Regions from separate parts of the Homo sapiens genome. Here region 2 is linked to region 1. The links are chromatin loops, found by intact Hi-C in ENCODE. Cell type or tissue: mammary epithelial cell. All regions are shown on one strand. Each heading gives the region's core, and the rest is flanking DNA. Links, peaks and the distances in the headings are about the cores only.

Region 1 (8,380 bases), core at 263-8,262:
AATTCACTTTAATTTCTCTTTGGGCTTTCTCCACCCAGCTCTTCGTGTCTGGTTTCCTTGCCTCTGGTCCTTTTGGTTTCTGGGCTTGGGTTTGAATCTCATCTTTCCTGCTCTGTGTTTATTGTCCCTCTAGTTCTTGTCTTGTAATTGCCTTCCTGCCCACTGCACAGAAAAAACTAATTCGCTGTCTCTACTGCAACATAGTGTTGCAGTAGAGAAAGAGTTCAATGAACACTGAGCTAGCCAAACAGAAGGACTGGAGTTATTACTCAAATTAGTCTCCCTAAGAACTCAGAGGCTAGGGTTTTTATGAAACATTTGGCAGTCAGGAGGCTAGGGAATGGGTGCTGCTGATTGGTTGAGGATGAAATCACAGGGGTGTGGAAAATGGTCCTCGTGTGCTGAGTCTACCTCTCTGTGGGGCCACAGGACCAGTTGAGTCATAAATCATAGGTCTGGGTGGGGTTTGTCAGTTGACAGAATGTAAAAGTCTGAAAAACATCTCAAAAGACCAATCTCAAGTTGTACAATAGTGATGTTATCTACAGGAACAATTGGGGAAGTCACAAATCTTGTGACCTCTGGCCACAAGACCCTTGAGCAGTAAGGGGTTATAGAAACCACATCTTTATTTGAGTAGAATTCAAACGCAATTTTCCTCCCATAATCTTAATCTTGTGGCTTTTCATTAGTTTTATACACAGGTTTTGGTCCCTGAACAGTGTTGGGGGATAGTTTTAGGGAGGGATTGTTTTCATTCTTGCTTCAAGTTTAAAGTGTAAACTAATTTTCTCCCATGATTAGCTTGGCCTATGCCCAGGAATGAATGAGGACAGCCAGCCTGTGAGGCCAGAAGCAAGGTGGAGTCAGCCATGCTAGACTTCCCTCACTGTCATAATCTTTGAGAAGGGGTTTCAGTCTCGAGTAGGGAGTGCCCTCTGTAGAACCCAATCCCAGCCCTGGACCCTTGGATTGTGGATCTCTGGAGATGGTGGAGTTCAAACAAGGGCTCTGATATCAGATGTGATAGAACCTGGAAACTGACTGGGGCAAGGAGGTTGGTGAATACTGAGTACTCCTTTCTTATTGATAGGCCTGGACTTGAGTGGCCACATCCTGCACCACATTTCCAGAGTGAGTTTGGTGATAATGGTTTCTGAACACCCCAGATGGCTCCAGTATTTTCGCAGCATTCACAAAGTTACACATACTTCTTAAAACAAAGTTAATTTTCCTTTTGAGAACAGAGCAATACACTGTAAAACAAGATGAGCAAGAAAAGAAATGAGCTTGTCAAACAAATTGGAGACAAATTCTGTAAGATTTCTTTCTGTCCTGCTGTCCTTGTGTATATGCATGTGGAAATTAGGCCAAAAGAAGCTTAAACAGGGAAAAGGATTTTAATAGTAGAGAAGCCTTGCCTCTTGATCTTTTATTTTCTCCCTCCTCAAATACCAAAATCAGACCCATTGGTCTGGTTGTTTAATTCCTGTTTCTAGGACACAGAAGGGAATCCAGAGTTTTATAACTGTAAGAAAATTAGGAGGGATTTGATTCAAACCCCTCATTTTATACATGAGGTAACTAAGGATCAATTGGTGAGGTGACCAGCCAAGGCTACACAGTCAGTTGGTGGCAGGTGTGGAACTTGATGCCAATTACTTGACTACCCAACTAGTTCCCTGTCCGCTTAGCCCTCACTGCCAGGGGAGGGAAAGGAGGCCAGGGAATTGGAAGAGATGAGGTCCCAGTGTCCCTCCTCTCAGCTTCACACCGAGGAGGGTGCTGGCTGGAGGCTGGAAGACAGGAGCATGCTGGCAATGTGTTAAAGTATGGCATGGTGCTTTTAAATGTCAAGCTTAGGACAGCTTGTTGAGAAAGATGCAGAATCCATATCTAGATGTTCACCAAATTCCTCTAAATTGTGCAATATAAGGTGTGTAAGTCATGTATTTAAAACAGTATCCAAAACTTCACAGAAGCAGTTATGAAATATTTTGTTTTACTGGCAATGGGACAAAAAATAATTGGGCATTAAATCAAAGAAATGGGGAAAAGGGAGCTGCAAATCAAGGGAAATGGTGGAAAATTAGGTCTTAGTGGAGAGAAATGTGTACGTATGAACTGCCTGGTGTTTCTGGGAAAGAAATATGGTCCTGTAAATCTTCCCTTTAACCCTTTAAATTCGAGGGCTGTGCTGTGCTTGTCTGACTGCCAGTGTCTGGGGTGATGGCACCTGTCAGTGGGAGAACTGGCATCTCCCTGTTTCATATTGTCAGAAATGTGGTGCGATGATTTAGACACAGTTCTGTTTTAAACAGTAGTTTGAAATCCATGCTGTGACCGTATTCCTAGGACTAGCATAATGTCCTCATTTCTCTTGCCTTTGACTGGGCGGAGGGTGACTTCAGTCTGATGGCAGCTGAGACCAGGGAAGAAGAGGACATGAAGCCCTTTGCTGGAGGGCACTAGGGCCCTGCTGATGTGCCACCTGGCTTCATTAAATCACACTGAAAGCATGCCTTATTATCTGTCTACTATGTACATAATTCCTATAAATTATAAATTAAAAAATAAATAATAAACACCTTTTTAATTGCATATTCTCTTTTTCTCTTGTCAATTAAAGTGAACTTGCAAAGCTGCGTAACACAAAAAGCTACACAGACATCAACTCTTGTTAGATGTGGTACAAGCCGTTATACTGATTTTCCCATAGCTGCGAGGATTAATCACAGATAATCATCACAAAAGGATCACACCCATATAAATAATATAAAAATAGCAAAATGCCCAAAGTGGAACTACTGAGAATGAAGAAAGCCATTTAAAAATGGATAGCTCTGAGTTACCACTCAGGGAGCATAGGAGAGGAAAGGGAGAGGAATCAACTCTGGCTTTTGCAAGAGCCCAGATCTTCTCTGATTAGAGTTTGAGACCAGAGAAGTGGGCCAGTGACTGGCCCTGGACGTAGAGAGCCTTTTAATACCTGGTTCTCTGTGTTTTTGTCAGAGAATGACCTTTAATTCATATTGACTAAATGTGAATTAGATCATTAAATCTTAATAAAGATGAGGAATGTGCACAGCTTCTAAGAATGATGCTGGGAGAAATGATGTGAAGCTTCAGCTGAGAGTTCAGGTTAGACACAAAGAAGAACTTTTTTTTTCTTTTAGCAAAGGCCAAACTTGATGACTAAAGAAAGCAAGAATCTATTTGCCTAGGAATTAAAAAAATGAAAATCAGTTTTCTCAAATGACTTAGCCTGGGTCTGGGGTGGTGGTAGGGACAAGCCAGCATTTCTGATTTCCCCTTGTCTTGGGTTATGTTATATCTTCTGTCATTCTGGGGCATGTGGTGGCACTTAGATCAAGACCACAGACAAGGTCATCAAAGAAACAGCTGTGAAATATTGCCCGTGAGTGGCATTCTGTGGGCAGGATGTGGCAAGTAAAACCATGTGGTCATCTGTAATGTGATAGTTGCAATGAGAGGAGAGTTAGTAGGATGAGGCTGCAGCAAGGGAGAGCAAGCAGGGCAGGTCAGGGCCCTGCTCATTGCTCATCAGTGGGGATCTGACACCTATGAGCAAGGAGTGGACAATCTTCAATGCTGGGAGGCAGCATGAGACCTGACATGTAGGGGCTATATCCTAACCTGCCAGGAATTCCCATGAAATGCCAGGGGAGGGCTTCATTCACCCATCTTCTGGCTGAGATTCTCTCTTGCTGCACCTGCCTGAAGGCTTGGACAGGGGTCATATTACAGACTGCAGCTTTAAGGTTACTGGATTTGGTCAGAGGGAGACTCTTAATTTGTACCACATCCTGGATTATACTTCTGGTTTCTCTTTGAGTGGCACACACAAGGAGCAAGTGTGTGTGGCACAGGCTGAGGCAGGAAGAGGCATGAAAAGACCTCAAAAGGCTCATGGAAAAGTGGAATTAAAAGATAAAAAATATAAACAGTTTCTCAACATAAGCTCCATCAGTTCATGACACTTTTTAAAGCAATAATAATAGCCATTTAGTCCACCCCTAAGGAACTAAGGGTCCTGGGAATTTATGTCAATGCAGTCTTTTTTACATTACTAATGGAAGAAAAATGGGTGCCCTTCAAAGATGTTTTTTTAAGAATAGGAAACAAAAAGAAGCCAGGATAAGCCAAATCAGGACTGGAAGGTGGATGCCTAGTGATTTCCCATAGAAACTCTCACAAAATTGCCCTTGTTTGATGAAAGAAATGAGCAGGTGCATTGTTGTAGTAGAGAAGGACTTGCTGGTGAAGCTTTCCTGGGTGTTTTTCTGATAAATCTTTGGCTAACTTTCTCAAAACACTCTCATAATAAGCAGATGTTATCATTCTTTGGCCTTTGTGTCCCAAAACAGTGTTGCCTTAACCTTTGCTCTTGACTGGTTCACTTTTGCTTTGACTGGACCTCCACCTGTTGGTAGCCGTTGCTTTGATTGTGCTTAGTCTTCAGGATTGGACTGGAAAAGCCACAGTTTGTCTCCTGTTACATTGCTTTGAATAAAAGCTTCAGAATCCCGATCCCACTTGCTTAAAATTTCCATTGAAAGCTTCGCTCATGTCTGCAGCTGATCAGAGCATAATTGTTTTGGCACTTATCGAGTGGAAAGTTACTCACATTCAATTTTTCAGTTAGAATTGTGTAAGTTGTACTGAGATGGTTATGGTGTTGGCCGCTGTGAATTGTTGGTCCTCTTCAGTTAGGACACAAACAAGATTAGTTTTGTCTCACAAATTGATATGAATGCTCTGCCATTGTGAGCTTCATCTTCAACATTGTCTTGTCCCTTCTTAAAATGCACTATCCATTTGTAAACTGCTGATTTCTTTGGGGCATTGTCCCCATAAGCTTCGCAAAGCATCAGTGATTTCACCATTCCTTCACCCAAGCTTCACCATCAATTTGATGTTTGTTCTCTCTTCAATTTTTGCAGAATTTATGTTGTTCTAATAGGGGATCTTTTCAAACTGATGTCTTCTCCTTCTTAATGCCTCAAACTAGATTCTGTTCAGACATGTTATAACAAGTTAGTATGAATTTATTTTGGTCCAATTTAAAAAAATCCATGCATAGTTTTTTCATAATGCACATTTTTCATGAATTTTTTAAAGAATCCTTGAATTTGTCTTTCCATCATGACTTCAAGGATTCATGAAAGGGTGCAAGTTTGAGGTCATTTTTGAAACAAGAAGGACACTTGCTCTGGGCAAAGGTTCTGGGACCAAAGGTGCACCCTATGTAGAGAATGAAGGTCTTGACTTAACTGTGCCTAGAACCAGGTACGTGGTGCTAGGATTGGCAGGCTAAAGCTCACAGGGATCCATTTGAATATTGCTCTATCAGTATTTCAGGCTGTCATCTGTATTTCCCCTGTGGGGAGTAAAATAAAATGGAGTTCAGGTGAGATCTCAGCAGGCTAACTGTATTGAGGTTTGAAATGCTTCTCTTTAGATCATTGATGAGAATTGTGTTTCTACTCAGCCTGAATTGACTCAGCATTTAAGTTTATAGGGCTGTTGAATCAGCTTCTTTCACCGACACTTGAAAGTGAAAATTTACAAAGGAGAAGGCTTTGCCCCTGCATCCTCATCCCATACACCTGAAAGTTTTTTTTTTTCACTTGCAGCCTATGTTGGGGGCTCCCCGCTATGCTGACTGGGACGGAGCCTCAGGGCAGCTGAGAGGGCCCTGTGATCACCCTGTGCACCAGAAAGCTGAGATAGGGCAGCTCCAGCTGTTCTGCACATTGATTTTCATTTTAACTTTCAGGTAGTTCTTCTTTTCCTCCTTCAAATCTCCTGGTTTTCTTTGCTTTGGAATTGTGTGGCTGTCAGTCCTGAAAATGGCAAGACAAGGTGTCTGTAGGCTAATGAACAGCTGCAGGAAGATAATTAATGCTCTCCCACCTTCCTTGCAGCCTTTACCACCTCACCATGACACAGCCTGTAACATCTGTGCTTCCCAGAAGCTGAGCTGTAAAACACCCTTCCCTGCTCTTCACAAAACAACTATCAGATGGGCTGGCACCCACGTTAAGGGCAAAACTTACAAAACACTACAAAAGATGAGCTATGTTATTCCCAAGTCATAGATGTTGAGTCTTTCCATGAGAGAGGACCATAGAGCACTTGGCTTGGATGTGCCTAGCACCAGTACCTTGTGGATCGGGAGGTAAAGGGAGGGTGGAGATAAGCAATGCAATGAGGGAACTGCCTTGAGTCTTTTGTTTCAGGGCAGGTAGCTGAAACTGTAGGCTTTGGAACAGCCCAGAATTGCTTTGACAATTACCAGAGGGGAGGGCAGAGTCATCTCAGATTTCTTATTGTCTCATACAGGGGCAATATTCAAAAGAATAAACTCAACAACATCAACATCATTCAGAAGGGACATTGGTTGTAAGCACTTGTACAGCCATTTCAGTTCATGTACTGACTGCATATCAGACCTGTTCTCATGCTTTCTTATGATCCCTCTTCAATTGCAAACTTAATAATATTTATCTAGTACCTGCTTTATGCCAGAAATGGTTCTAGGTGCTTTAGATAATTTTGCACATGACAGGTATGACTAGAATTCTTTCGATAGTGATGTTAATTTTTTTCTGGGTCATGAATGCTAATTTGTGTGTGCTAGACATTAGCCCTATCTGCATCTGCAGCATCTCAGCCTCTTTTAGGTCTTGCCCACCCCACCCAACTATCTGGGTATTTCTGGGCATTCCTAGGGGGTGTCTCCTCAATGATCAAGAATGGTTCTCTCATGTGTATTTTCCTGATCCAGCCTCCTGATTGTGTCTTTTACCCACAGGCACTTGAGAGAGGTACCCTGCTGCTGCTTTCCTGACTAGGGTACTGTCTCCTGATGCTCTCACCTGCAAACTCTCCTGACATTACTGTGCTAATAAAGTGCATCAGGGTTGTATTTTGTCCTCTGCACTCTGGTGCAGCATTGCTGTGCCTTGAGTATCAGAAATATCCTTGGGAAAACAGCTCCTTCACTTCTGCTTTGGCTCCTGCCTATATTAGGCAGGGTCCAACTGGATCTCTTGCACATAGGATCCTCTCTATTTCTTTACTTCCCTTATCTCTCCACTACAAGAGCCCCGACCCTCTCTCATTGTAGGGCACTTTCTTCTCATGCAAATCATTTCCTAATGATCGTATCTGGCAAATGTGGTGGGAGTGTCACCGGCCTCACCGAGGCCCTTTTTGGCCTTAGCCAAGATCACCCGGTATCAAGTAATTAAACAAATGTCAAGTCTCAAATTGCCTTGCCCAGGGGATGTGTACTGGTGTTAAGGGAGAAATAATGTGTCATTATGCAAATGTGGTCCAAATAAGTTTGAATCTGAGCAGAAAAAGACTCTTTTTACCAAATAGACTCTAAAACAACCCTTTCCCAGAATACTGAGCCTTCCCAGAGAATCTGCCACTCAGAGAAACCACAGAAATTGAGGGTGGGGGTTTAGTACCACAGGGTTATAGAGGCACAGTCAGCATTTTGCAGAGCTGAGAACAGCACCTTCCTAGAAACTGAGTCAGTTTTAACTCTCAACTGCATTCCAGCCCCAACCAAGCCGTAGAGCCACAACCATGTGGGACCTGCTGAAGAAGGTCTAGTCAGGCCCAGGGTTAACCACCAATTCTTCAGAGAGGGACAGGAGAGGGACATCGGAATTCACTGCCTCTCCAGAGTGTTTCAGTGCTCACTAAATCCCTTTTTTTTTTTTTTTTTGACAGAGTTTTGCTCTTGCTGCCCAGGCTGGAGTGCAATGGAACCACCTTGGCTCACTGCAATCTCCGCCTCCTGGGTTCAAGTGATTCTCCTGCCTCAGCCTCGGGAGTAGCTGGGATTACAGGCACACACCACCAAGCCTGGCTAATGTTTTGTATTTTTAGTAGAGACAGAGTTTCACCATGTTGGCCAGGTTGGTCTCAAACTCCTGACCTCAGGTGATCCACTCACCTTGGCCTCCCAAAGTGCTGGGATTATGGGGGTGAGCCACCATGCCTGGCCTTAAATCCTTCTTTTTAACCTTCATAAATTCCCAACTTAAAAAACTCTTTAAATATTGTAAAAGTACAGATATCTGACCAGAGAGGGTACTTTCTGACTCAGGATTTAGCCTCTGATGCCTAGAGTTGGCAAAGTCATTACCTATTACAAGATTTAATTGCTTCTGAATGTGCCAAGTGTTCCCCCTTCATTATCTAATTTAACTTTCTTCCTTCATCTATGGATTCCATTCAACTTGAGCTTGGCATATGAGCTCTTTATGATAACTGGTGTAGGGTAAAATGGAATAAAAGGCAAGCCTTGGCCCTCATACTGCTCACAGTCTAGTGGGAG
Region 2 (8,380 bases), core at 164-8,163, 110 kb before region 1:
TCTCTGAGAATGACAATTCTAGTTGATATAAACCATGGGAAAAAGAGAACTCCACGGGGACACACCTCCTCAATCACCTCTCCTTTCTCTGAATTGCTGCAGCTCTATTGTCTGTGCCATACAACGTAGCTGTTGGATTTTACATTGTTTTCTGTTTTCTGTTTATTAGTCACAAATCTTATCTCTCCTAAAGAATGGGAACAATCCACTTAAATCCTGTTATTAATTGATAAGCTTTTTCTTTTTTAACTCAATCTTCTCTGGAGGCCGTTGGCCCTTACTGGTCCTATGTATGTTGGAAAGATCTGAGGTTCTGCCGACCTGGTTTCCAGCCCTGACTCTGTGACTGATGGATGACAAGTTGATGAGTGAGGGCTGAATCTCATGGCACCTGGATGGCTGTTGCTCAGAGAGAAGAACGGTACTGACCTGCCTCACCAAGAGAAGTGGCAGATGCATTAACTGCCTAATGATGCTGATGTTCTTTGAGAATATAAACGTGAAACATGATCATTATGGTTTATAGTATTTGGATTAAATTTTTTTTTCCTCAAAGAGGAGACGAAGAAAGATTATTTAAGGAAATAGTGAATAGAGGGCCCCAGTTTGTTCTTAATTCATGATTGACTTTGATCAGAATGGCATAAGCAGTGGGAATGCAGTTTTAAAATCTGGAAGGTAATTATCTCTACTTCAGGGCATGAAGTCTTCTCTTTCTCCTCCTCCCACTGGGGAAAAAATAAAAAAAGAAAAAGCTAGGGAAGCAAATGCTCTTAAAAAATAAGATGATTTCTCTATGTCAGGTCTGAAAATAGTATTTCCTAAAGCTACTGCTGTATAAGAGGCCAAGCAAAGTGGAAGAGAACTGGCCCAGGGCTGGCCTCAGCCTCCAACATCTTGCTATGGAAGAAGCCAGAAGCAGGCGGGGCTGTGATGAATTTTTTTTTTTGTTTTTTTCACTTTTTTAAAAATTTTATTATTATTATACTTTAAGTTTTAGGGTACATGTGCACAATGTGCAGGTTAGTTACATATGTACACATGTGCCATGCTGGTGTGCTGCACCCATTAACTCGTCATTTAGCATTAGGTATATCTCCTAATGCTATCCCTCCCCCCTCCCCCCACCCCACAACAGTCCCCAGAGTGTGACGTTCCCCTTCCTGTGTCCATGTGTTCTCATTGTTCAATTCCCACCTATGAGTGAGAACATGCGGTGTTTGGTTTTTTGTCCTTGTGATAGTTTACTGAGAATGATGATTTCCAATTTCATCCATGTCCCTACAAAGGACATGAATTCATCATTTTTTATGGCTGCATAGTATGCTGTGATGAATTTTTATTAAAGCCCCTGTTTATTAAAAGTTGAGTGAAAGTCTTCCTAATATCTAATAGGCCTTTTCCAATGCTTTTCTACTTGTGATGGACATCATTGGTTCCCCAGCTGTATCAGTTTCCTATGGCTGCTGTAACAAATTGCCACACTTAGTGATTTCATGCAACATGCCTTTATCACCTTACAGTTCTGGAGGCCAGAAGTCTGAAATGAGGCCTGCAGGAGTAAGATCCAGGTGTCTGCAGTGCTGGTTCCTACTGGAGGCTCCAGGGGAGAAACTGTTCCCTGCTTCCTCCACCTTCTGGTGGCTCGTGGCCGCACCACTCCAATCGCCACTTCCTTCATCACATGGCCTTCTTCTCTTCCCTTTCAAATTTCCCTCTGTTTCCCTCTTTTAAGAAGGCTTTTGATTACATTGGCTGTGCCTGGATAATCCAGGTTTATCTCCCCATCTCAAGATCCTTGATTCAATCACATCTGTAAAGTCCTTTTGCCACATAAGGCAACATTTGTAGGCCCCAGGGAGGAGGAACTAGATGTCTCCCAGGCTGTTATTCATTCTGTCACAAACAGACAATAGCTCTTCTTCCCCTCTTCCTTCCTAACAGAACCCTAATTTGGCTCAGGCATCCTAAGACACTGGTTTCAGGGGACAGTGGTCCTTCCCAGCCCTTGTATAAATCTTGATTAAGCCAAGATTGTCACAGCTTTCCCATTCCCTTGCCAGGCACTGGTTAGGAATGGGCATGGGATTAAACTCTGCCAATGGTATGGAAGGAGAAATCTGCTCTGTGATTTCTGGAGAGCTCCCCTCACTCTTAAAGTGGTGCTGGGAAAGGAATGCTCTCTCTTAAATAGTCTCTGGATGATGGGGATTGCTAGTTGAGGATGTAATGCTTGAAGCCACCATAGCTGCCTTGTGACCATAAGGGGACAGGTCTGAGGACAAAACAAAAAATGCTGAGAATGTCTGAACAGAAAGATGGAAAAAACTGGGTCCACAGTGTTATCAGTGAGCTGCTAAATTAGCCGTCTCTGGAACCTTTCTCTCTATGCTTATTGGTGGACACAAAGAACTGCGTTAATGTTCTAGTCCCTTTGAGTTGGGTTTGCTGTGACTTGAAGCTACTAGACATGACCAGAGACCCACTATTTATTTATGCTTCCAATAACGTAAGTGTGTATATAAACATATGCAAGCCCCGGATCTGCCCTAGCTCTGGACTTCATCCATGACTGTCTTGAATCATTATAAGAACCTCTTTGGTGGTCTTTGATGGTGTCTCTGACTCTAGACATGCACCTTCTTGATCTAGACATTACAAAATAGCACTGTGTATACTTCTGTGCTTATTCACCATACATATTTATTGAGCACTTACTATGTGCCAGCCACCATGCTAGTCACAGAGATACATCTGTGAATACAACAGTCTTTGCTGTCATAGAGCTTACATTCTAGTGGAAGGAGATATGTGAAAAACAAAGTATAATACATCAGGTGGCAATAAATGTTACAAAGAAAAATACAGCAAGGTAAGGGGAAAAGAGTGATTGCTGTAGGAATTTGTTTTTCACATGTGAAGGTCAGGGAATGGTCTCTTTGACAAGGAGGTGATTGAGTAGAGCCCTGGCTGGAGTGACAGAGTGAGGTGTGCAGGTACCTGAGAGCAACGAGCCAGGCCAAGGGAGCAGCGCGTGTAAAGGCCCTGAGGCAGAGCATGCTTGGTGAATGAGTAAGAGCAAGGAGGCCAGCATGTGGGGGTGAGGCAGGAGGAGGGAGTGGTAGGAGAAGAGCTCAGAGAGGATGGTAGGGACAGGTCTTGTTGGACACAGAGGCCAAGGTAAGGACTTTGGCCATTACTCTGAGTTAGGGGAAGCCACTGAAGGGTTTTGAGCAGAGAAGTGACTGTGACATGATTTAACTTACATTTTTCAAGGATCACTCTGGCTTCTGAGTAGAGGTTAGACTCTGGGTGGCAGACAAGAAGCTCTTGTAATAACTCAGGCTGGGCAGGGTAACTCACACCTGTAATCCCAGCACTTTGGGAGGCCGAGGCGGGTGAATCACGAGGTCAGGAGTTCAAGACCAGCCTGGCCAACATGGTGAAATCCCATCTCTACTAAAAATACAAAAAATTAGCTGGGTGTGATTGTGGCCACCTGTAATCCCAGCTACTCAGAAGGCTGAGGCAGGAGAATCGCTTGAACTCAGGAGGCGGAGGCTGCAGTGAGCCAAGATCGCACCACTGCACTTCAGCCTGGGTGACAGAGCAAGACTCCATCTGAAAAACAAACAAACAAACAAACAAACATACATCAGGCAATAGATAATAGTGATTGGACCAAGGTGGTAACCATAGGGATGGTGGTAGAAAGTGGTTGGATTCAGCATATATTTTCAGGGTAAAGCTATTAGAATTTGCTGATGAATTGGCTATGGAGTGTGACAGAAAGAAAGGAATATAACCTGACTCCTAGGTTTCTGGCTCAAGCAGCAGAAAGGTGGGGAAGACTTCAAGAAGAGTAGATTTGGAGAGAAAAGGAAGAGTTTGGTTTGGACACATTAAGTTTGAGATATGTGTGACCACGACAAGTACAGGCATGCCAAGCCCATGAGCTGGATTTGCTAGTCCAGAGTTCAAGGGAGAGGTAGGGAAGTTTTCAGAAAATAAATACTCCAAACCTATAGTATCTGCTTACTTGTTAAAGGACAAAAGCCGAGTCATGTAACATGGAGCCTTTCCTGCACCCAGTGTGTCAACCATTGATATCCGTCTGAGTCGAAACTGCACACCCTTTCATGCGTCATAGTCTCTACTCACGTGTTCCCTTGACCTGGACTGCACTTCCCTTCCTTGCCATCAGAATCCGATTCATCCTTCAAGGCCTGTAAAACCTCTTCTAATGTTTTCACTGACATCCATCATGACCTCTTTTGTGTTCCCAGGGCACAGACTACCTTTTTTCTGACTACTTGTCAGAAATCTATGTCTCCACTAGATTGTATGCTCCTCGAAGGAAGGGAAGGACCATGGGTCGTTGATCTTTGTATCTTTAACATGGAGATGGACATGGGTGAGATCCTGAAAACCAGACTCCTCACTCAGTCCCAGTTCACCACTACTGGTTTTGAGGTGAAAATGCATGAAGACAAGGTCAGACAATTGCATGCTATTTATTACTACAGAGTATTGGCTAAAAGCCCCACATAGAACTCATAGCCTGGACGAGCTGGCTTCACCATGTATGTGTCACAGCATTCTCTTTGCATCCTGAGGAGTTCAAGAACTGGACTAAAATCTGGCTTCCTTTGTCTTTTTGTCTGAGGCCCATCCTCAGGTTTTGATCACTCTGGTGGTAGGAAGGATGAGGACAGCTGAATCTAATGGGGAGATGGTCTAGGGAAGTATAGACTAGAGCACAGCTGGCCTAAATTATAACCCTGAGGCATTGGGATGTGGGGGTTGGTAGGGAGCTGAAGGCTTAATTTACCACACTAACCAAATATGAGGACATGATCTGGAAAGGAAGGCAGTGACTAAACAAGGCAGGCAGAGAGCAGATCAAGGATGCAAGAAGATTTAACTTCTTGCTCATTGCACAGAACATCCCACCCAGCATTATGGCCAGTGGGTCCCCAAGCACCTTCTCCTTGGGGGTGAGCTGCAACGAGGAGAGCCCTGACTCCTGCCACCAGATGGAGCTGGCCCTGCATCTAGTCCTGATTTTCACCTAGCACGTGCTGAATAAGGCTTCATTTAACTTACTGAATTGGATAAATACTCAGGAACATGCATATATCCCAGTGGAGAGATTGAGGGGTTACTCTGTGTCAGTGAGAGCATGTGAGATACAAACTACGAGGATTTCCCTGGGATCTTAACACAAGACATGGTATAGTATATGCTTAAGAGTGAGAGTTCCGGAGTTGCGTGATCTTGGATAAGTTCTAGCTATTTTATGATTTAGGATAGCTGTAGAGGGGCAAAGAGAAGCTATGTCAGTGGTCATGTCTAGGTCTTTGTGTCCAAGAAGGTTTGAAATTCCCCGGAAAGAAATACATAGACTATCACATTCTCTGCTTCTTTTACCTGAATATTTCTTCCTGCCTCACGGCGCATATCCTGGCTGCACCAGTGACCCTTCTTATCCAGAGGGGAAATCTTAGTGGAGCTGGTTATGGTCCTGTTATTCAGGCAGCTGCTTTTTGGTGTGATCCCGAGTGAAACGTTTGAGCTGGCTGTTCCCTCAGGCTTGGAAGTCACCTGGCTAGTGTAAACTTTGATGGTCCTGGGATGCTCAGCTGGAATTTCTGGCTTGTGTTGCACCAGGCAGGTGGTTTGGGACCAAAGGGCACAGCAGTTGGCAACAATGGTTGTTGGAAGGTTACCAAGGCCTGGGAACATTCTCATCAGTTATGTGCATAAGCGTGAGTGTGTGTGTGTGTGTGTGTGTGGTCTCTCCAGATGGGTAAAAAGGTCTTACTAGGAATCTTTGAAGTAGCATTTTCTTCCAAACCTGCCTGGTGTTCATTGTTCAGGATTTCAGATTTCTGTTGGCAGTTTGAGGGTCTTTTGCAGTGCAGCCTTCTGCTCTATTCACAATCCTATTTTGCCTGACCAATTAGAACTCTGACTTGGGAGTTCTATGTGCCTTTTGATGGTGTTCTTTTAACTCTTTTATTTTTATTTACCTTTTCAACTGAATTTCACCCCCATTTCTATGGGGATCATCCCTGAAAAGTGAAATCTCTTCCTCCTAAAAAGCATCTGGCAGAGGCCAAGGGACTCTTGGGAAAATAAAGATTTTTGTTTTGATCCCTGATTAATGTAACTCCCTCTTCCCCCATATTCCTGTGTCAACAACTCTTGTCACTTTCTGAATTCCAAGAGGAGGATTTGCTTTTGGAATTAGGAAAAAAAACCAATGCTTTAAGGCTTCTCTTCTTTGAATTCTATTTTGTTGAATCATTTGTAATTTTTTATTGCCCCTGATAGATTTTACATAAGAGTATTCAGTCAACAAATACTTACTAAGTATATGTTGGGGGCAAAGACCAGTTCTAGACATTGAAAGGGAATGTAAAATATATACATCTCTAGACCTATATCTTTTTGTTTGTTTCTCCTCCTCCTCGTCCTCCTCCTCCTCCTCCTCCTCCTCCTCCTCCTTCTTCTTCTTCTTCTTCTTCTACTTCTTCTTTTTTTTTTTTTTGAGATGGAGTCTCGCTCTGTTGCCCAGGCTGCAGTGCAGTGGTACAATCTTGGCTCACTGCACCCTCCGCCTCCCAGGTTCAAGTGATTCTTGTGCCTCAATCACCCGAGTAGCTGGGATTACAGGTACCTGCCACCATGCCTGGCTAATTTTTGTGTTTTTAGTAAGGATGGGGTTTTGCCATGTTGGCCAGGCTGGTCTCGAACTCCTGACCTCAAATAATCCACCACCTTGGCCTCACTAAGTGTTGGGATTACAGACGTGAGGCACCGTGCCCAGCCTCTAGCTCTATATCTACATCTAAAATATAGATTATAATCTAGAAAGGGAGACACACCATAAGCAAAAGTGAATGCAATAGTGATTATGATACAAGGCAGTATAGTGCCACAAAAATGATAAAACTTGAATGTTTTGAGAGGTGGGAGGGTTTACTTCTGATTGAATGGAGGGAAGAGTTGGTGAGAGCTTCCTGGAAGAGGTGGTATTACAGTTGTGGCTTGAAGGATAAGTCTTCTTGTAGCTTATCTGGTTCTAAGAATGCAAACGAGCTGCTTCAGACATCAATGTTCCCCAAATAACGCCTCCGACTACTGTGGGTGCTTCTTCTTGCTGTTTTGTGAGCAACACCAGTGCAAGCTTCCTGAATGGAGTCGAGTATGTTGGTGTTGATTTGCAAGGTTGTCTCTCTGCCTCACTTTTCCTGGGCCCAGGCATCTCAGGCACTACTGCTGCAAGCCATTTGTTATTGCCACATGTGTGGTTGGGAAAACTTCTGCATGTTTCTAACCTGCTGTGGAGCCTGTTTTGAGCAGGGCATTGGGCTGGATCTTGATCAGCATCTTTTGCTGAGATACGCCAGGGCTAGATTTGACCGAACACTCTTGAGAGGGTATCAGGACCTGCCTTCTTGTCCATTTGCCATTAACAAGGCCACTCTGTTGTTGGCTGAGTCACTTCCCTCTGTACTCCACTTTCCTCTTTGTAAAATAGGAAGGTTAGTTAGGGAGAATTGAGGATCCTCCCTGTCCTAATTCCCTGGGTTTTTTGACGTGAGTGTGGCCATGCCTCAGCATGCTCTTGCAGGGGCATGCAAGGCCTACCTTCCTGGGAGTCCTGTACCTTAGGGTAGGGGCATTATGGACACTAATGTGGAGGTGGGGTCCTGCCAGACTTGAATGGGTTGAGCCAGCTTCAGCTGGAGTCCCATCCTGCAGACCCTCTGCCACAAATAAGGCTACTTTTACTCTACCTCACTCCTAGCTTCCTGTGTTTCTTGACTTCAATTGAGCTTCCCCTTCTCTTTGATGAGACAATTTAGAGTAAGTCCCACCACTTTTCAGGAGGGAAAATGACTGTGAGGTGCTCTGGTCTGAAGCCCACAGCAAATTCTGTGGAATGAATGAAAGAACTGCTGACCCTGACTTGCTGTAGGACGTGCGTTTTCAGTGGGACCCAAGTTCATGCTTTCTGGGGTGTAGGGAGGGAAGGGCAGCAAAAAATCTTATTCTTTTTATGTATAAAGCACAGATATATCCATATATATCCATATATATATAATATACAGTATATATGTGGTATTAAAATTTCATGATTAGGAAAATAGTATCTAAAAAGGCTGCTTTAGGGGGACCATAGTGAAAAAAAAATTGAGAAACTGCTCTAGGACTACATGACTTTCACTCAATTTGCTATAAAGAAAGTCCTTGTTCCTCTTTCCACAGTAAAGAACATTTTGATGCCATTGAAATGTGTAAAGATTCCTTCCTCCCTCTCGGTGTACTCATTCCAAGGGCATAGCCCACAGTTAAGCTTTTCCCAGGGCAC

What was found. Peaks named below come from ENCODE experiments on the same cell type or tissue, not always from the same donor. Only the 100,000 strongest peaks of a DNase experiment are listed, where the experiment ranks them.
Region 2: a loop joins it to region 1, with 4 times the contacts of the local background. A loop is called at or near these places in 3 of 110 quality-filtered maps.

What each region holds. Positions count from the first base shown.
Region 1 is chr1:177,796,000-177,804,379 of GRCh38, reverse strand. No RefSeq gene overlaps it. Among named protein-coding and RNA genes, the nearest start is that of LINC01741, 100 kb to the right of the region's middle. In mammary epithelial cell, for the core only: no CTCF peak of the experiment used is centred there; a DNase peak (open chromatin) is centred at 3,549.
Region 2 is chr1:177,910,535-177,918,914 of GRCh38, reverse strand. No RefSeq gene overlaps it. Among named protein-coding and RNA genes, the nearest start is that of SEC16B, 55 kb to the left of the region's middle. RefSeq lists an enhancer at 3,062-4,261. In mammary epithelial cell, for the core only: a CTCF peak has its summit at 5,024 (motif pointing right); a DNase peak (open chromatin) is centred at 3,064.